Regions from separate parts of the Homo sapiens genome. Here region 1 is linked to region 2. Evidence: read pairs that join two places in POLR2A ChIA-PET (ENCODE). Cell type or tissue: IMR-90. All regions are shown on one strand. Each heading gives the region's core, and the rest is flanking DNA. Links, peaks and the distances in the headings are about the cores only.

Region 1 (10,220 bases), core at 3,019-5,518, 150 kb after region 2:
ACTGCAAGCTCCGCCTCCCGGGTTCGCACCATTCTCCTGCCTCAGCCTCCCGAGAAGCTGGGACTACAGGCGCCCGCCACTACCCCCGGCTAATTTCTTGTATTTTTTAGTAGAGACCGGGTTCCACCATGTTAGCCAGGATGGTCTTGATCTCCTGACCTCATGATCCATCTGCCTCGGCCTCCCAAAATGCTGGGATTACAGGCGTGAGCCACCGCGCCTGGCCAATGCTTTTTTTTTGATAGAGTCTTGCTTTGTCGCCTAGGCTGGAGTGCAGTGGTGCAATCTCAGCTCACTGCAACCTCCGCCTCCCAGGTTCAAGTGAGTCTCCTGCCTCAGCCTCCCAAGTAGCTGGAATTACAGGCATGTGCTATCATGCCTGCTAATTTTTGTATTTTTTAGTAAAGACAGGGTTTTGCCATGTTGGGCTGGCTGGTCTTGAACTCCTGACCTCAAGTGATCTGCCTGCCTCGGCCTCCCAAAGTGCTGGGATTACAGCTATAGATATATGTCTCAACAACTGTCTTTTGTCTGGGTGTAGTGGCTCACGCCTGTATCCTCACACTTTGGAAGGCAGAGGTGGGAGGATCACTTGAGCCCAGGAGTTGAGACAAGCCTGTACAACTTGACCAAACCCTGTCTCTACCAAAAAAATACAAAAATTAGCTGGGCATGGTAGCATGCACCTGTAGTCCCAGCTATTCAGGAGGCTGAGGTGGGAGGATGGCTTGAGAATGGGAGATGGAGGTTTCAGTGAGGTGAGCTGAGATTGTGTCACTGTACTCGAGCATGGGTGACAGAGCCAGGCCCTGTTGCAAAAGCAACAACAACAACATCTTTTTCTCTGCATATGACTGTATGGATATTTTATTTCTCTACCTATAGTCAGTCACATGTAGAGAGAAAGACAGTTGGGTTGCTCACCCATGGGTTCAACCAAACATGGCTTAAAAAAAAATTTTTTTTTTTTTGAGATGGAGTCTCGCTCTGTAGCCCAGGCTGGAGTGCAGTGGCGCGATCTCGGCTCACTGCAAGCTCTGCCTCCCAGGTTCACGCCATTCTCCTGCCTCAGCCTCCCAAGTAGCTGGGACTACAGGCGCCCACCACCGCGCCCAGCTAATTTTTTGTATTTTTAGTAGAGACGGGGTTTCACCATAAAAATATTTTTTTAAAAACCATCTTTACTGAACATGTACAGATTCTTTTTTTCTTGTCATTATTCCTTAAACAAAATAGTGTAGCAAACATAGTGTAACAACTACTTACATAGCATTTACATTGTATCAGGTATTATAAGTAATCTAGAGATGACTTAAAGTACATGGAGGATGTGGTTAGCTTATATGGCAAACCAAATTTTATGTCAGCAACTTGAGCATCTGTGGATTTTGGTATCCTCCAGAGTTTCTGGGACTAATCCCCCATGGTTACCGAGAAATGACTGAACAGCTCTTGGAACAGTACCCTGTAGATGTTAGCTATTTTTAGCTCTTCTTGGAGAAACCAAGGAAGACTTTCTAGAGGACACAGAGCTGGGATTTAAAAGGTGGATATGGGATACATCTGAGCAAGGGCATGGCTAGGAGGAGGGCTGGCAAGCACAGAGGCGAGGAGAGACCCCTCCTGGTATGTTGGGCTGCTCCATGTAGTGTAGCATCCTGTAGGGAAAGCAATGAGAGATGGGGTTGGAGGAGCTGCCAGGGCTGGTTCATGGAGAGCTGAGCATCTGAGTTAGGAGCTTGGTCCTGTAGATCAGTGCTGCTTAAACTTGAGCATGCATCAGAATTATCTAGAGGGCTCATTAGAACACACGCTGTTGGGTCCCACCCTTAGAGATTCTGACCCAGTCGGTCCGGGGTGGGGGTTGAGAATTTGCCTGTTGAGCAAGTTCCCAGATGACACTGATGATGCTAGTCCAGGGAACATCTGGAAACCATCCCCCTCCACTGCAGGTGGAGAACTTTGATAACTCCTGCTGTAGATCCCATAGGCAATGGGAGGATTGAGCCAGGTTCAAGGGCAGGTCTCAGGAAAAATGCACTCGGTCTTGCTACTGCTGAGGCCGCATGAGCAGCCACCTGAGACCAGAATGGAAGAGTGTCTAGAGGTGGAATAGCTGGGGCTGGCATCCTCTGTTCTCTGAGAACGGCTATAAGCCAATTTTGTTAGTAGACCCGGTGGAAGCAGAACTCAGTAGGCATGCTCCAAGGGCAGGGTGGCAGCTGGGTGCCACTCCAGGCCACTTCACCCTTGATTTTCTGCCTTTATTAAGGGTAGCCATGGAAAGGGTGACCTACTTCCTGGGGATCCCAGGGATAGACATCTGAAATCCAGACAGCAAAAGGAAACCTCTTAACTGCTGCTCCTCCAGACCCACGGCCCATGGCCTGACGCCTACCTGGGTCCCTGTCAGTAACTGCGGCGGCAGCTTCCTGGATTGCTGAGGCGGAGAGGACACCGATCAAGGCTTCATCCCACCCTCTCTCTCTGTCAGTGCTGGGGGAAAAACAATATTTAGTTAGTTAAACACCCGGCTGCGGTTTCATTTGAAAAGCTGGATTTGATTAGGAGACTGCAGGGATTGATTTATGAGGACAGCTGAAAAAAAGAACAAGCATAAATATGGAGAACTCACCCAAATGATGACTAAGAGAGGACGAATATACAGAGTCCTCACAAGTGGAGACGGAAAGGACTTATTAAGGTTTTTGGTCCCATATCGGGTTTATGTAGTCACAGTTCCTGACGGTATTTTTCAAGATCTCAGCCTAGACCTGTTTTAAGTCAAGGGGTACATTAGGTGTGGAGGTGCCCACTTTTCCTAGGAGATTTCCACCTCTGAAAGAAATAGTTTTTCATATATATATAAAATGGATATATTGTATGATATATTGTAAATGAATATATTCTATATAATGATATGTAATATATATGACATAAAAATATATATGAAATATATATTTTTTTCTTCCTGTAGCAGCCTTGTAAAGGGATATTCACTAATGCATTGTTTGAAAATGAAAAATTGGAAACAGTCTAAGCTGTCCATCACTGGGGGGGATGATTAGATAATGGATCACTTACCCAGACTGTGGAATTGTTAAGGGGTGGTTTACAAAGAGTGCTGTAGTTCTGGGTCTGTACATGCAGTGATCTCGGGTGCAGGCAGTAAGATTCAGGAGAACATGTAGGGTTGGTCCCTTTAATATAAAAGCAGGCCAGGTGCAGTAGCTCATGCTTGTAATCCCAGCACTTTGGGAGGCTGAGGCGGGTGGATCTTCTGAGGTCAGGAGTTTCAGACTGGCCTGGCCAACATGGCAAAACCCCGTCTCTACTAAAAATACAAAAATTAGCTGGGCATGGTGGCAAACACCTGTAATCCAAGCTACTCTGGAGACTGAAGTAGGAGAATTGCTTGAACCTGGGAGGTGGAGGCTGCAGTGAGCCAAGATCGTGCCACTGCACTCCAGCCTGTGCAACAGAGTGAGACTCAATCTCAAAACAAACGAACAAAAAAAACAAACAAACAAAATAAAGCACACACACACACACAGAGTCACATATTTCTCCTATGAACAAATATGGGGATAAACTCATAGCCGAAGGCTTGGAGGGATGCACATCAGAATTAGGAGAGTGGTGGGATGGGTGAGTTTCAAGGGAGGTTTCTGCTTTGTATGTAATGTTTGAGTGTTTGCTTTGAGATGTATTGATGTATTACTTTTATAATTAAAAAATGATTAAAAACATAAGCAAATCTTTCCCTGAACTCCTATGGGAAGAATGACGAGAACCGCAGCTCCGGCCCCTCCATACCTTTCCTCAGGACCTCGGCAGTGTCCTTTGCTCTTCAGCCCATAGGATCTATCTCTTGTCTTTGGGTCCTACTGGTGCCCACATGCTCCAGAAGTCCCTCCCCCGGCCTGCCCTCCAAGACTTAACCTGGCCTTGACCTGAGCGTCATGTCAGTGTCACCCATGTGACTGGCCTCACCTCGTCTCACCTGAGCCCACACAAAGCTACTTCCTGGGGCATCTTCAAGAAAGCCCCCAGGGCTCCAGCTCTCCTCTTGGACTGGCTCTTGTAGTTTGGCATGACCCCCTTTTCCTTACCTCCCTCTCTACCTCCCCTCCTTCTCTCTACTGGAGCAGAAGAAGTGGGGGTGAGACCACATAAGCCACACCATCACACAAGGACACCCTCCAAGGTCCCACCCCACTGGGGGTCTCTGCACAGCCCCAGCCTACCTCCCTTTTTTCCTTCCCAAGATGTAACGCTTGTCTTACTGGCCCACTGCCTAGAAAGTGATGGGCAGTTGTTAACTTCTGCACTGATTCCAGAATCTCATTCCTGGGAGGTCTGGCCTGGTGGTGCCCACAGGTCAATGGTGGGCAAAAGAGAGATCTTCTGGGACACTCATGGGATCATGTTTTTCCACTTCCCTCAGTAATCTAGCCAAAAAGCACACAAGCTGAAAGCGCCTCGCTTTTGTCATTTGTAAGCTGAGAAGGCTGGCTCTGGTGGTTTCAGAACTTGCCTCCAGCTCTGACATCCAGTGTTTCCTTGCATGCCTTTGTTGGTGCTCACCTCTCCAGTGTGGCTCTTGGACCATCTGTCTCATTCCAACAGCAACCCTGTGGAGCAGGCAGGGCCGCTCACATTTTCCCCGTCCTACAGTGTATGGAGATAGCCTGCAAAGACAAGGCTTAGAGATGTCAAAGATGGCCCAAGCTCATTCAGCTGGTATCAGAGTCCTGGGCAGGAATTTGCACAGAAAGGTCTTCAGAGAGTCTATTCAGAAGTAAGAGTTTCTCTGGTGGGTAAGAGGAAAAGGATCACCCAGGCAGGGAAAGAATTGCATAAAGGAATTGGGGGTGAGAGGACGGGAGCATGGTGATTAGCTCAATGAGGCTGCAGCAAGGGAGTATGAAAAGGAATTGGATGGAGAGGTCATTGGGACACCTTTCCGTCTCCTTATAAATAAGTCTACCTCAAATACTTCCTCCTCCAGGAAGCCTTCTGGCAATGGTGTACTGGTAAATGTTAAACACTCATTATCTTTCCAAAAATGAAATAAAATAAAAAGCCTTTATTTATAGTGTTGGCCAATGACCCCCTCCAGTCTGATATCAAGTTAGCAAAGTGAAGTTACTGAATGCTCAGGAAAAAATACACAGTCAGCTCTGGGAAGTAAGTAAGTGCCACCTCGAGCACACCACAAGGTTACTAACTCTTCTCTCTGCCCCGAAACTTGTGGTGGCCTCTGTGGCTTAGCAACTATCACATAGCTGAAATCATCTGTGTATAGGTCTCTTACATGAGACTGTGTGAGTTTTTAAAGGTTAGCACCCATGTTTTGATTAAAGGGTTTAATGATGATTAAGTGAATTGAACCTATTATTAAAATGTGTGAATACATATAACACGCTTAGAAGTGCTCATATAAGTGAAAGCTATGCCTACTAGCTGTTACCTTTGTCTCCCAGTAAAGGCCAGAAGCACCAAGATGTCTGTTGAAGGGATGAATTAATTCTTAACCTAAATGGGTACCCAAGCTCTGTTTTCCTTATTCTTCTTGTTTTTACAGATTATTTCTTTGCTGAAAATAAATTTTTAATTTTTTTTTTTTGTAAAGATTAGGGTCTTGCTATCTTGCCCAGGCTGGTCTCAAACTGTTGGCCTCAAGTGATCTTCCCACCTTGGCTTTCCAAAGTGCTGGGATAATAAGCTTGAGCCAATAGGCCTGGCCTGTCCAAAATAATTTAGAATTCTATGCAAGTTTTTGTTTCATGGTGAAAACTCTCTCACCAAATTCTTTTGGACAACAAGGGCCCTCCCAATCCATTCTGTCAACACTGGCACAATCATGGTGGGGTGAATTGAATTTGGATTCTGATGGAGGCTTCTCACTTTTTTTAGCTGGGCATCTGAGTGCTGTACCTCTCTGAGCCAAGTTTCATTATCGGAAAAAGGAAGACATGCCATCAACTTCCATGGGGTTAATGAGACCAGTAAACAAGTTTTGGAGCTGCACCAGTTGTCCTGTTCGTTTCCCATCCCCATCCCCATGTTCTACCCTTCCCTGCCCTTCTCCGTTGGTGCCTGGAAGTCGACTGCGACAGCACTCCTTGGCCTCAGCCATCCCCTGGAACTTAGCTAGTGGGAATAGCGGCAGAAGATTGGGGGCATGTGGGAGGAGAAAGACGCTCCCTTCTGGCCAGGCACTGTGGCTCACGCCTGTAATCCCAGCACTTTGGGAGGTCGAGGCAGGTGGATCACGAGGTCAGGAGATTGAGACCATCCTGGCTAACATGGTGAAACCCCGTCTCTACTAAAAATACAAAAAATTAGCCGGGCGTGGTGGCACGTGCCTGTAGTCCCAGCTACTCGGGAGGCTGAGGCAGGAGAATCACTTCAACCTGGGAGATGGAGGTTGCAGTGAGCCAAGATCACGCCATTGCATGCCAGCCTGGGCAACAGAGCGAGACGCCATCTCAAAAAAAAAATAAAATAAGGCTCCCCTTTGCTTCAGCTTGGTCTGACCAATGATACATCACACATCACAGCCTCCACGATCCAGCTCCAGCTCCCAGTGGTGGCTGCCAATCTCCTTGGGCTCCAGCTCTTAGCCAGGCATAGGGTTGAGGAGGAATTAGGTCTTCAGCCTTCTTAGTCCCAGAGTGTCTCAAAATACATTGTTATTCCATGCAATCCTACCCAGACCTTGACAAATAGTCCCTTTAATATAATTTATTTTAAGTATCCCAGACCAGTATGTCATCTGCTTTCTGCCAGTACCTGGACAATATCAAATCTGGTGTCTGGGCTGTAAGAGAGGTTTAATAATAATAACCTGAGCAGCCAGTCTTTATTCAGGATTTAGCTTGGGCATTATGGCCAGTCATTTTTCTGTTTCAGTTTTTTTAAGAACCATTATATCATTGAATCTTCACAAAGGCGCTGTGTGGGAGATATTAATTATTATACCCATTTTGCAGATGAGAAAAGTAAAGCTTTAAGGTGTTAGTGATTAGCTAAGTCATCCAGCTAGTATGCAGGGGAATCAGGATTCAAATTAGTTGATGTTAATAATACTGTTATTTGGCGAACAGGGACCAAATCTTAGACTCTGACTCTCACTGCAGTCTTGTACCCAGAAGTGCTCGGCAGACACTCGCTGATGGATGGAGGCTTGTAGTTCAGAGCCCTAAGTTTCTGCCTCATCTGTGTTTTCCGGGAGTTCTCCCTGTGGCTTCAGGGCCACACGTGCCTCTACAGACCCTTGCTTCTTGTTCAGAGAGTGTCTGGGCTGCTGTGTTCCCAAACAAGCCCTGGGGATGGAGTTTTTCTTTCATTACTTCTTGCCCATATTTCTACACACTCTGAGCTGCCAGCACAGCCTCCTTGTTCCTCCACCCTCCTGGTCACTCATGCCCACTGGTGTTTACAATACGCCTCCAGCATCTGTGGACTTCATTACAGCCTGTGCTACACCCTCTTCCTGCTCATCGGTGCAGACTGCATGAGGCCAGACTGAACACAGCTCCCCAGGGTGCCTGCCAGACACTTCCACCAGCCCTGCCAGATTCCCTTCTCTGGGGACAGCCAGCCAACCTCTAATCCAGGTGTCTCTGCAGGATAAACATTCCCCATGGGGCACCAAAGCCATATTCTGTTCTAGCCTGTGCTATAGTTAGCACTATTTGGAGAGTGACTTAGAGCATTAGTTTTGGAGTCAGGAAGACCTGCCACTTAGTAGCGCTGTGATCTTGGTTCAGTAGACTAACTTCTCTGACCCTCGTGTTCCTAGTCTGGAAAACTGAAGATAAATAGAGTTGAGAAATGGGATTGTTCCATGGAAAGCACCTGGCTCATCTTAGGCACAGAATTCATTCTCTCTTCCTCCTAAAGACCACTCTGGGGATACTAACGAGCAAGAAGTAGAGTACATTTGTCATTTATTTGCTTATTTTTGTAGTGCTCTTGACTAGGTGTTGATATATTATCAGAGATTATAAACACAATTATCCCCATTTTATAAACATTCCAAGTTCAGAGAGCTTAAGTTAATTTGCTTATATTCACCCAAATAACAGGTTGGGTTTACCATTGACCCTAATTTAAACTGACTCTCTATTTTTAATTTTCTCTTGTCATTTTTTTTTTCAGAAATGAAAAGAAACAACTAAGTGATATTCGCCTAAATGAAACTGCCTGTATTTCTTGTAAAAAGATAGTCGCCTTTGCTCTCTGCACTTTTTTTTGTTTGTTTGTTTGTTTTTTGAGACAGAGCCTTGCTCTGTTGCCCAGGCTGGAGTGCAGTGGTACGGTCTTGGCTCACTGCAACCTCCACCTCCTGGGTTCCAGCGATTCTTGTGCCTCAGCCTTCCCAGTAGCTGGGATTACAGGCGTTCACTACCATGCCCAGCTAGTTTTTATATTTTTAGTAGAGATTGGGTTTCGCCATGTTAGCCAGGCTGGTCTTGAACTCCTGGCCTCAAGTGATCTGCCTGCCTCAGCCTCTCAAAGTGCTGGGATTACAGACATGAGCCACCCCACCTGGCCTATTTTTCTTTATCCAGATATTCTCTCATGAAAGTAGTTGTCATTTGTGACTCCATAATCTCATTATCTAGTTTTCTCTGCTCCTTGGATGAGCTGAACTTTCCAAGCCCTTTTTGAGATATTGCCTATCAAGGATGAAATGCAGGAAAGTCATACTCTCAGTGGACTGACATGGGAGTGTTTATTCCGTAGGACTCAAGTCAGGACTTGGGTTGGGGCTAAAGTCGGGGATGGTCTGGATGACAGAATGAATTTGACATCATTGTCATTGTTATGCATTTTCTCCTTATTAAGCTCAGAAGTTGAGGCATGTTTAAGAGTTTCTTTCTTCTTATATCATTGTTTTATTTGAGAATTTAAATAGGGCTGTGAGCTTTCACTCACCACCATATTATGAGCTCCCTGCTGGGTCTCACTGATCTCTGAACCTTGTATGGCCCCTTCTACAGTGCTTTGCATACAATGGCGGACAAACTTGAATGAACGAACATTTATGGAGCACTCTATTGTTCTCTATATTATTCTGTTTGCTTGCATGGATAGCGGTGGACACTGGTTCTGAACCTGATTGGACCTTCCGGCTCTACATGTAGTGCTTTCCTCACACTTCAGCTGTCCGGCAATATCTCTATCAATGATGGTTGTTGAGCAAGATTTGTCTTTTCTTTTAAAGACTGCCAGTGATGTCATATATGGTGTTGGGGGAAGGAAGGTGAATAAGAAATATATAGAGAGGGCTGGGCGTGGTGGCTCAGGCCTGTAATCCCAACACTTTGGGAGGACGAGGTGGGTGGATCATGAGGTCAGGAGATTGAGACCATCCTGGCCAACATGGTGAAACCCTGTCTCTACTAAAAATACAAAAATTAGCCAGGAGTGGTGGTGTGCACCTGTAGTCCCAGCTACTCAGGAGGCTGAGGCAGGAGAATCACTTGAACCCCGGAGGCAGAGGTTGTACCACTGCACTCCAGCCTGGGCAACAGAGTGAGATTCCATCTCAAAAAAATGTATATATATATACAGATATATATACACACACAGAGAGAGAAAGGCAATTTTGGAAGGAGGGTGAGTGAAGCAGGCATGATCTCTCTTCACAGACAGGATTATAACGAGCCTCAGTTGACTGGGTGGTTCCCTCGGCATGTGAGAGTAAAGAGGTTGAAAGAAACCAATGTGTTATCATGGGAACTGTCCCAGTTTTATAATCTTCATTTATTAAAAGGGCTGAAAATGAACACATGGAGAGCAGGGAAAATTCAGTGAATGGGAAGTAATGCAGGCTAATAATTTAAATACAAGTTTTGAAGTGGGAAATCAGAGAGTGGAGAAATATTTTGAGGAGTCTTTGAGCTGCTCAAATTGCTTTTCCTGGTTAAGAAATAATTGGCTGCAGGTGAGGAAAAGAATTACGGTTCTGTATCTGAAAAAGATGCATTGAGGTTAGTGCTTCTTGGCCAAAAAGATATCAACCAAGGAGCATCTCAAGGAGAGGGGGAACGGTCCTCTGTGCAGGATGGCCACTTGTCTGAGCAGGAGATGCCTGACAGAGCTCCTGGAAGGTGAAAGGACCTGAGGTGAAATTGTTGATGGAATTAGTCTGATTGCAAAAATGGTCACAAATTATTCCCCACCCTGTATGTATATCCCTGTGT
Region 2 (10,220 bases), core at 7,238-9,737:
CCACGGGCATACACAGCTGAGCCAAGGACACGGAAGCTATCCCGGGAAGGTTGCGGAGTCCGCGCGGTGGCCGCTCCTTACCCTCGTTCAGTGGCTCTTGGTGACCCCAAGGCTCCGCCCGCCCCCACCACACCCACGAAAACCCACCGGGCGTTCCCGGCGGCCCGGAGCGATACTCACGTTATTCGGGGCACCTGCTTGACGCAGTGTCTTCTCCCTTCCCGCCGGGCCAGACGCGAACGTGGAGAAAGATGGGAGCAGCGCGTCGCTGACAGCCATGTCAGACTCGCCAGGTGGCTGCCTGCGAGCAAGGCAGGGAGCGGAGACAGGAGAGTCAGGGGCGGCTTTCGGCCGTCGTTCCGGCGCGTCCCACCGGTCCTCACCCCTCCCTGCTCCCAGCGCCGCGCGCCTCACCTACCTCATTAATGTGGGGGCCCAGAAGGTCCTCGGCAGCCCGAAGCAGCTGGGGCACCTGAACCCCAAAGTCAACGAAGAGAAGAAACGAAGCCAAAACCCAAAACCCCAAATTGGCCGAGATCCTTCTTCTTTGGATTAAATATAACTTGGAAGCGTCTTTTTTAAAAAGTTCCTTTGTATACAAAAGTTCTTAGAAAAGTTGTAAACGCAAAAATAGACAATCAGCAAGGCGAGTAAGTAGGTCCGGTGGCCGGGCTGCGCTCTCTTCCACTCAGCAGCGTCCCCCACCACTGTCGCGGTCGCCTCGAGTGCTGCCGTGGGCGCAGGGGCTGTGGCCGGGGCGGTGGGCGGGCGGTGCCGCCAGGTGAGACTGGCTGCCGTGGCGCGGAGCTGCGAACTGGTCGGCGGCGCAAGGCGCGGACTCCGGTGAGTTGTGTGGAGCGCGCGCGGCCATGGGCGCGGGCCACGGGCGGGTGGGAGGGTGGGGGGCCAGAGGGGCGGGGGAGGGTCACTCGGCGGCTCCCGGTGCCGCCGCCGCCCGCCACCGCCTCTGCTCCCCGCGCGCCCGCAGACACGTTCGTTCTCTCTGGTCGGGAAACTGCCGGCCGCCGGCGCGCGTTCCTTACTTATAACTTCCTTCGCTACAGCCTTTTCCTCCGCCTTCTCCCATGCCCCGCCCCTCCCTTTCTTCTCTCCGCCCCCCCCGAGGCTCCCTTCCATCGTTGCTATGGCAGCTAAATCAACAAACTCGGCGCACGTGGGGGCGGGGGAGGGGAAGGAGGGGCGCGGGCGGGGCTGGGCCGGGCCGTGACGCCAGCCAGGCAGCTGGCGGGCTGGAGCCGAGCTGACGCCGGCGGCAGTGGTGTCGGCGGCGGCGGCGGCGTCCGCCCCAGCGCGGGGCGCGAGGAACCGGGCGCAGGTTCGGTCGCTGCGCGACCAGGGCCGTACTCACCGCCATTGTCGGCTCCCTGGGTTCGAAGCCCGCGAAGACTGGTGGGGTCAGCGGGCGGCACGGTCACGCGTCCGCACCCCTGCTAGCATACGCGCTTGCCGCGCTGTCTGCGCGCTGGAGAAGAGCGCGATTATCCGCGTGACTCATCCAGCCCTCCATCTCCCCCTCCCTCTCTGCGCTCGCAGGAGTCCGCTCTCGTCGCTCAGCGCCAGTGCCGGTGGCGGTGCCGGCGCTCGGCCTGACCTCGCACGGTTCCTCGCGGGCCCTTCTGCTGAGGGGTGGGGGGCGCTAGGGGTGTGGAGAGGAGGCAGTGCCCAGCACTGTGCAGCGTGAACTGGGAGCCTCAAGAGAAGGCCAGAGGAGTGTTCCGCCGGGAACAGGCGGAAAGAGGCACGAATGGGGAGTTATGGTTTTGATACTTTAAATAGCGAGAAAGGGAGTGAAAGGGCTCAAGATTTACTCAGAGGCATAAGGGAGAGAAGAGGGACTGTGAGGCGCGGAGACAGTTTTCAACCAGCCATCTCGAAGCCCTTTCCTTTTTTTTTCTTTCTTTTTTTTTTTTTTGTGAGACAGAGTCTCGCTGTGTCGCCCAAGCTGGAATGCAGTGGCACGATCTCAGCTCAGTGCAACCTCCGCCTCCTGCGTCCAAGCGATTCTCCTGCGTCAGCCTCCCGAGTAGCGGGGATTACAGGCGTGCGCCACGACGCCGGCTAATTTTTGTATTTTTCGTGGAGACGGGGTTTCACCATGTTGGCCAGGCAGGTCTCGAACACCTGACCTCAAGTGATCAGCCTGCCTCGGCCTCCCGAAGTGCTGGGATTACAGGCGTGAGCCACTGCCTGTAATATTTGATGACTAAATTGCACTGTAGAATAATAATAATAATAGAAGACACCCATTAAAGAAGAATTAAACACTCACTGATGACTTTTCAAGCCACGCACTCTCCTTTCCACTTTATGGATGAGAAATTGAGTCATAAAGAGGTGAAATGGCCAGTAAAGGTCAAAGGACAACTCGTTCCTTCGGCTCAGGCTCCGGGTAGGTCAGGCCCCCCTAAAGGGACTTCCCTGGGAAGTGACCATGTGCCAGGAAGTGGAGCGATGCGGTGGGATCCTAGCTCTCAAAAAGTGCACACCGAGCCCGCCGCAGGCGTCCTTGCCCACCGGGAAGGGAATAGGAAACGGCGATCTTTACTTCAATCTTATAACGCTGCCTCCCCCACCCCCACTCTCCCCTTGGTTTGTGATCAGTAATTTTCCAGCTGGGAAATGTTTTGCTCTCATCTTCTTAGCAAACAGTATTTTTTTTTAAAACGTGAATGTGGTGTTCGGTATCACTTTCTAAACGTAGGTTTGGCGAGGTGTTTACTTTGGATTCCGGCGTTCGGCGCGGGACTCCGCCCCCCTCTCCACGGAGCCCCCTCACCGGCGAACGCTGGCGCTTAGGCTGGTGTCAACCTAGGAAAGAGAAGAGAGGGGACACTGGGGAAAGTGGTGGAAGCTCGGGCACCGGGCAGAGAGTGCGCTCACCCCTTTTTGAGTTCTAGTTGCCAATGTCCTTTGTCGTTGTCACCTGTTTGAACCCTGCGATTCTGGTACCTATTAGGTTTCCTCAGAATATTTGTGATACCTGATTTTTCCACTCCTCGCCGACCACAGAAGCATTCTTGGAATGCATCTCGCCCCGAATGAATTGACTCGGCCCTCCCTGCCAACGCCAGGAATCCCTCTAAGATCCAGAGTCGGACGCCCTTGAGTGTGACTTCCATCCTCTAGCTTGGCTCTGGCCAAGGGCTGCCAGGGTTGCAGCTGGGGGATGAGAGTGTTTTGGCAGGGAAACCGAGGTCCTCCTTCCTATGACCTCGAGGAGTTCAACCCCACCCCCCTATATAGGATCAGGCCAGTTACTTTAACTCTGATTTTTACTTTAAGCCCTTTTCAAACGGAGGAACCAAAAAAGGAAGACACCTGCCACTTCCTCCCCTACTCCTTTAATTGTGATGGCAACATCTTGGGATGCTGTGATTTGAGGGCTGCATGGGAAACTCACCACTTTTTCAGGAAAGCCAAAGTCCCTCACCCTGGATGAACAGTGGATGAGCCCTTGATTGGCAGCCATCTCCCTTGGGATGTAAACGTGGGTCAGGACTTGGAATTTCCAACTTAGGTAGGCAGCACACTAGATTATTTCTGCTTTACTTTTATTTCTCTAAGGCAGTAGCCCTTCCCCCTCAAAAAAAAAACTATCTGTAACCACCACAATGAAAAAACAATATTGCACAGAAGAATTGGAAAGCCACCATTATTATGTCACATAATCAAGACAAGATTCTGAAACTCGATTGAAAAAGATGAACTTGTTTCCAACCGGCCTTCTGAAGGATAAAAGCCAGTCTCTCTTCGTGGCAGGCAACTAGCTGGTTATTCCTCTGATTGCGTCACAAAGGGAAATCTGTATATTCACCCCAGATTTCTAAAAGAAGCAAGAAACTTCAAGTTCACAAATCATCTCTCAAGGCAGGTGCCCTGTATGACAACAAGGTTATGGCCCTCCCTGTCTTCAGAACAGGTAGGGCCAGAAGACTTAAATCCTTGCCCTATATAATTTATAAACATGAGGCTGAGTAAACCTTTGATGACTAAATTGCACTGTAGAATAATAATAATAGAAGACACCCTTTAAAGAAGAATGAAACACTCACTGGTGACTTTATTTCAGCAAACTGATATTACTAGTTTTGTGGACTAGAAGTTAATTATTAATGTCCTTGGAGTTATAAAATAATTTTTTTTCCAGCACAAACTGCATTAGTTGTCAGAAGATGTGATGAACACCATTAGTGCTAGGGGATTAATGTGGAGCCATGGAGGGGTGTGATAGACTGAAGAAGCTGCATCCATGTTTCAAATGAAAGATTCAGCACCCATAACTGGGTATGGGGTCTGGACACATAGAGCACCCCGTGACCTGGCTGCACCCTGGCTGGGTGTCTCTGCATAACTGCCGCAGGACTCAAGAAAAACTCAAAAAAAAAAAAACTTTTTTTTTTTTTTGAGACAGAATCTCACTCTGTAGCCCAAGCTGGAGTGCAGTGGCGTGATCTTGGCTCACTGCAACCTCCACTTCCAGGGTGGAGGTGGAAGCAGTTCTCATGCCTCAGCCTCCAGAGTAGCTGAGACTACAGGCGCGTTCCACCATGCCCAGCTAATTTTTTGTATTTTAGTAGAGATGGGGGTTTCACCATGTTGCCCAGGGTGGTCTCCAACTCCTGAGCTCGGGCGATCCACCCGCCTCCGCCTCCCAAAGTGCTGGGATTACAGGCATGAGCCACTGCGCCCTGCCTGAAAAACTGCTTTTTAAAAAAGTGAAAACAAGAGATAGATTTTAAGTACCCGAATTGCTTTGAAATGAAATCCCTGCTAATAAATAACTGTAAAAGGAGCTTGCAGCTTTCACAAGGTGGCAAAGCTTTTCTCAGTCTCCACCCTCATCTCCTTGTGAACTCCAGCCTCTTTTTTTTTTAAATTTTATTATTATTATACTTTAAATTCTAGGGTACATGTGCACAACGTGCAGGTTTGTTACATATGTATACATGTGCCATGTTGGTGTGCTGCACCCATTAACTCGTCATTTAGCATTAGGTATATCTCCTAATGCTATCCCTCCCCCCTCCCCCCCGCCCACAACAGTCCCCAGTGTGTGATGTTCCCCTTCCTGTGTCCATGTGTTCTCATTATAGACCAATGGAACAGAACAGAGCCCTCAGAAATAATGCCGCGTATCTACAACTATCTGATCTTTGACAAACCTGACAAAAACAAGCAATGGGGAAAGGATTCCCTATTTAATAAACGGTGCTGGGAAAACTGGCTAGCCATATGTAGAAAGCCGAAACTGGATCCCTTCCTTACACCTTATACAAAAATTAATTCAAGATGGATTAAAGACTTAAATGTTAGACCTAAAACCATAAGAATGCCAGCCTCTTTTTACCCTCTGTCTTGTGTAGACTTTAGAGGTTAGGAAAGTAGGCTTTGACTCTGTGTTTCCCAACATGACTCTGCTGCTTTCTAGCTGGGCAAGTTACTGACCTCACTTTGCACTTTGCCTGTTTCCTCTTCTGTAAAATGGGGATATTAATAATGCCTACTTCTTAGAGTGATGAGGATCAAATCAGATAATCTAAAGTAAAGTATTTAGCACAGACTTAACACTCAACACATAGTAGCTATTACTATCATCAGTATTCCCCAGGGTATCATAAACATGATGAGGCTGAGGCTACTGTTTTGTTCACTGCTATATCCCCAAGTCCTATTATAGTGCCTACCTAGCACATGGTAATGCCCTGTAAGTGTTTGTTGAGTGAATGAATAATGCATATTTAATGTGTTTTTTCTTTTTGAATAATCCATTAGCAGGAAGCTCATCTTTCAGCATCCACTGTAGACTCATTAATCCTCTTTCTTATCAAGAACCGCAACACACCCAGATTTAAAATTTCGTCATTCTCTCCCCGGTTTCTAAGACAGAAACCTAGATTTTCTTCAACTCCTGCCTTATTTTCTTTGACCTGAGCATCCAGACATCTACAAAACTCAGCCATTTCCATTCCTAAATATCCCCACTATCTTTTTACTACTCTCGGGCTGCTTTGGTTTAAGCTTGCCTCATTTACAGCTTTTTGTTGTTGTTGTTGTTGTTTTGAGACGGGTCTCATTCTATTGCCCAGGTTGGAGTGCAATGGCACTATCTTGGCTCACTGTAACCTCCACTGCCCGGGCTCAAGCGATCCTCCCACCTTAGCCTCCCGAGTAGCGAGTATCTTGTGGCACTGATTCTTTTTTTTTTTTTTTTATTTTGATAGAGATTTCGTCATGTTGGCCAGGCTGGTCTCAAACTCCTGTGTTTAAGCCATCCACCCACCTCGACCTCTCAAAGTGCTGGGATTACACACGTAAGCCACTGTGCCCAGCCTCATTTACAGATTTAATTATGTCTGTACACTCCAAATAGTCCTCTTGTCTCCTCCCTCAGAGCCCCACTGGCATTCTCCAGCTAGATCTAATCCATTTTGCTAACAGACCACCACAGTTCTGTCTCTACTCACCTCCCCACCAGCCAGTCTTTCAACAGCTCCACTTTGCCTAGAGGAATAAAACCAAACTGTTTGGCTTGATGTACCCAACACTTACTACTCTGGCCCTAGACAAACTTTCCAGAATCTTCTCTAGAGACTGACCTCACCCTCTCTAAACTCTTAACTGGATGTTCTCTCAAATCCCTGAATACAGGATGTGTATTTTCATCAGCTGTTTTTCCTGTCTGAAATGCCCTTTCTCCCCTCAGGGCCCTCATCGTACCCAAACTCCAAAAAGTCCCTCTTAATTGTTCCTTGGTCTATGAGTTCCCTTTTAAGCCAGTCCTTTTTTCTCTGAGCTCTAACAAAGCTGTGTAATGACTGCTAGGATGTTTACCCAGTGGACTTGCATGATCTGGTTGTTTGTAGCTCCTGTTCCCCTATGGCATCTTCAGGACAAATGCCCAATGACCATTAATTGTAGAATGAATGAAGAGAGCAAAACTGACTTGGTAAACTATTAATGGGGTAGAGGCAGGGAGGGAGTCAGGGGACCTGGTCCTTGTCAATAGCATTTCTCTCTAGTTGAGAGGGTCATTGGTTTGGTACTTCATTTTCCATCCCTTCTCTTTCTTCACCACTTCATCTCTTTCTTTGAAAAGTTCTATGAAGGAAAACTTTTCAAAGAAAGTTATGAAGGAAATAAAATCCTTCATAACTCTGTACTCTCAAAAACAGTTGGACAAAGTAATAGAACAGTGCTGGCCAAGGCATTGTAATAAAACAAACTTGAAAACACAAACAAAAATAACCAAAATCCAAACCAAAACCAAATGGAGAAAGAGTCCACTCTTTTCTGCAGCCAAATTCATTGCCTTTCAAAACCCAAACCTTAAGGGTTGAAGTTTTTAGAGCAGAAAATGAATCACAGACATTTAAAAATCAATTCTCAGAAATTTCATTAGAATCTTTTTCGTGAACCCTTAGGTTTGATCACTTAAGTTACATTCTTAGCTCAAAAAACTTAGGCCCAATACATCCTTTAAGCTATTTAAAAATAAAATCTAAAATTAATGAAATTATTTTCAAGACTTTTGAAATATTCTGACTGCAATATATTAAATTCAGCTTTTCAGTGTCCTCAACTTGTTCTGAGATATTAAAAAGGATACAAAAAAAATCCCTCTTTTTAGGTTGCTGATTTTTTTTACTTTATTTATTTATGTATTTATTTATTTTTTAATAAATAAATGAGTCACCACACCCGGCCAGGTTGCTTATTTTTAAATGTCTGTTTAAGCAGAGAGAAATATTTTTTAATGGCTCACACCTGTAATCTCAACACTTTGGGAGACCGAGGTGGGTGAATCACAAGGTCAGGAGTTCAAGACCAGACTGGCCAACATATAGCGAAACCCCATCTCTACTAAAAAATACAAAAATTAGCTGGGCGTGGTGGCGCATGCCTGTAGTCCCAGTTACTTGGGAAGCTGAGTCAAGAGAACAGCTTGAACCCAGGAGACGGAGGTTGCAGTGAGCCAAGATCGCACCACTGCACTCCAGCCTGGGCAACAGAGCAAGACTCCGCCTCAAAAATAAAAAAAGAAATATTTTGTAAGAGTGAGGTACATCTCAGTAGTATTTCCCTTAACAAAACATTTTGTAAGAGTGAGGGGCATCTCAGTAATATTTTCCTTAATAAAAGAAATTGCAGGCTAGCATTTACCATCTTCGTAGAGCATGACTCCAATACTATATGCATTTGAAACACATTTAAAAGTAAATGAACTAGCAAATTTTAAAAGTATTTAAATTTTAATGAAAGAATAAAAGTACTTAAATGAACCAGCAAAGAAGTCAGTGGGCAGAGAAAAACCTGTTGCTGGAATTTTCTTCTTCACTTGGTTCACCAAGTTTTGCCTGCTTCCCCTGGGGGAGAATTATCTCTGAAAAGAGAACCAAGAGTCTACTTCCTTTATTTAAAAGCCTCAGTGCCTCAGATTCTTAGACTAAGACAACGTCGTTCTTCTGAGGAAAACAAAGTCCCTAGGTTTAGATTGGATTGGAGGTAACATTTTTGTTTTATGGAAAATGTAGGAATGTTGAAGGTACAAAAATGAATGCTTCACACCCTGAGAAATGCAAACAAGAAAAAAACAATTCTGTGTTTAATTCTCTTTCAGTTTGTGGGCTGGACAAGAGGGGAGCTTATTTTTGCCAATTTGAAATTATGTACTTTGAGCCAGGGAAATGATTTAAAAAAAAATTAAGAATGCATTTTATTACCCTGTAGTTGACTTTTTTTTCACAAACATTGTGTTTGTTAATCAATTTTAATGTCCTGGCTAGTGGGAAGGGGGCTAGCGAGTGCCAATGTGGAGGAAAAAAAAAAAAAAAAAAGCCAAACGAATGTTCTGGCAGCAACTAAATATCTCATACAGTGTGTGATGCCTTATTCAAACTCGAATCTAGATGCAAACTCCTCTTATATCCAGGGATGACCAGAAGCTTCTTAAAGGGGGAAGCCCCTGGAATAGTTACCTAATCTTAGAAGAATTCCCAGCATTATCATTGATAATAAAAAAGGTAATCTAGTGAAAGAGTGAACTTGGTCTATGGTGTCAGTTATTGATGAATTTTTCTGGTTGCTACATTTACCTAACAGTTCTCAGAGCAAAGTGTTGAATTTCAATGTTCTGATGTTTCATTCAGCAAACTCAGTTTTCCATTTGAAAAGAAGCTCATTTGGGTTTCTTTAAAGACAAGACAATATCTTTGGTCTATCTGAGTGCAGATTAGAGTGTCCTTGTCTGACTTTAATTCTTAGAGCCATCTTGCCGTAACTCAATTAAGGAGGAGAACTTGACAGAATTCTCTGGGCTGTGGGAGAAGAAATGACAGGGATGAATAGTGCACAGACTCTGGGGGCATAGGTAGGATCTGCCACGCAAGGGTTTGGACTCCAGGCCCTGAGTTGCATCTTACAAGCCAGGTGACCTTGGACAAGCTACATCATCTAGTTGCACTGTACTTTCCTTGTCTGCAAAATGGGTCTACGAATGTACCTGCTTCCAAGGCCAGTGTGAGCATTAAGTGAGATACTGGCATTAATGTTAGTGTGTCCCCTCTACCAGTGAAACCTTACACAGTTAATCCCCCTTTGATAACTTCAAATTGGTCCTGCAGTATTCAGCACTGGAAGATGATATAATATCTTGGTTTGAAGAGTGAAATGCTTTGTCACAGTATTTTCTTTCCCCAAAATATTTCAGTGTCACTACAGATCCACAACCAAAGACCAGGCTCACAGAAAATCTCACAAAGACACTGTTTTAAGTAGGGAAGGTATACATTAACCTGGGAATCTCACTTCCTAGGGTCACTCCATGACTTGCAAAGGCCTTTTGTGGCTATGTCAAATCCCTAAAGACAGTGACCTTGACCCTTGATAAGCCAGTCAAGAGTTAGGTTGGACGAAAGATAATTTCAAAGTCAAATTCAACATTGAAGAATTCTATAGTCATTGACAGTGTTAGCAAAGTTCTAACCTTGTCTTTCCTAGAAGGGTACTGAAAGGGTCTGCTGGGTTCTCCCTCCAGGAAAAGGAGGGAGCAGGGACCTTCAAATTCATTAACATCACTGCTCTCAGACGCTGTACCAGGTAACTGCGATAAGTACTTTCATGCATTAAGTTACTTGTCTTCACATTACTTCTCTGAGGTTGGTGCTGCCATTGCTGCTAGAATGCAGGCTTCAGGGGGCAGA

What was found. ChIA-PET counts read pairs that join two places held together with the same protein. Peaks named below come from ENCODE experiments on the same cell type or tissue, not always from the same donor. Only the 100,000 strongest peaks of a DNase experiment are listed, where the experiment ranks them.
Region 1: POLR2A ChIA-PET joins it to region 2 with 17 read pairs; 5 of 35 experiments call an interaction of 5 or more read pairs at or near these places.

The regions. Positions count from the first base shown.
Region 1 is chr9:107,645,944-107,656,163 of GRCh38, forward strand. The region is part of intron 8 of LOC105376205 (a long non-coding RNA gene); the gene reads left to right. Among named protein-coding and RNA genes, the nearest start is that of KLF4, 160 kb to the left of the region's middle. RefSeq lists a silencer at 3,940-4,112. In IMR-90, for the core only: no CTCF peak of the experiment used is centred there; a DNase peak (open chromatin) is centred at 4,578.
Region 2 is chr9:107,488,750-107,498,969 of GRCh38, forward strand. KLF4 (KLF transcription factor 4) reads right to left here and starts at 1,020. Exons shown (of 5, transcript NM_004235.6): 1 at 419-1,020; 2 at 181-301. The coding sequence starts at 423. RefSeq lists silencers at 533-732, 1,092-1,301. In IMR-90, for the core only: no CTCF peak of the experiment used is centred there; no DNase peak of the experiment used is centred there.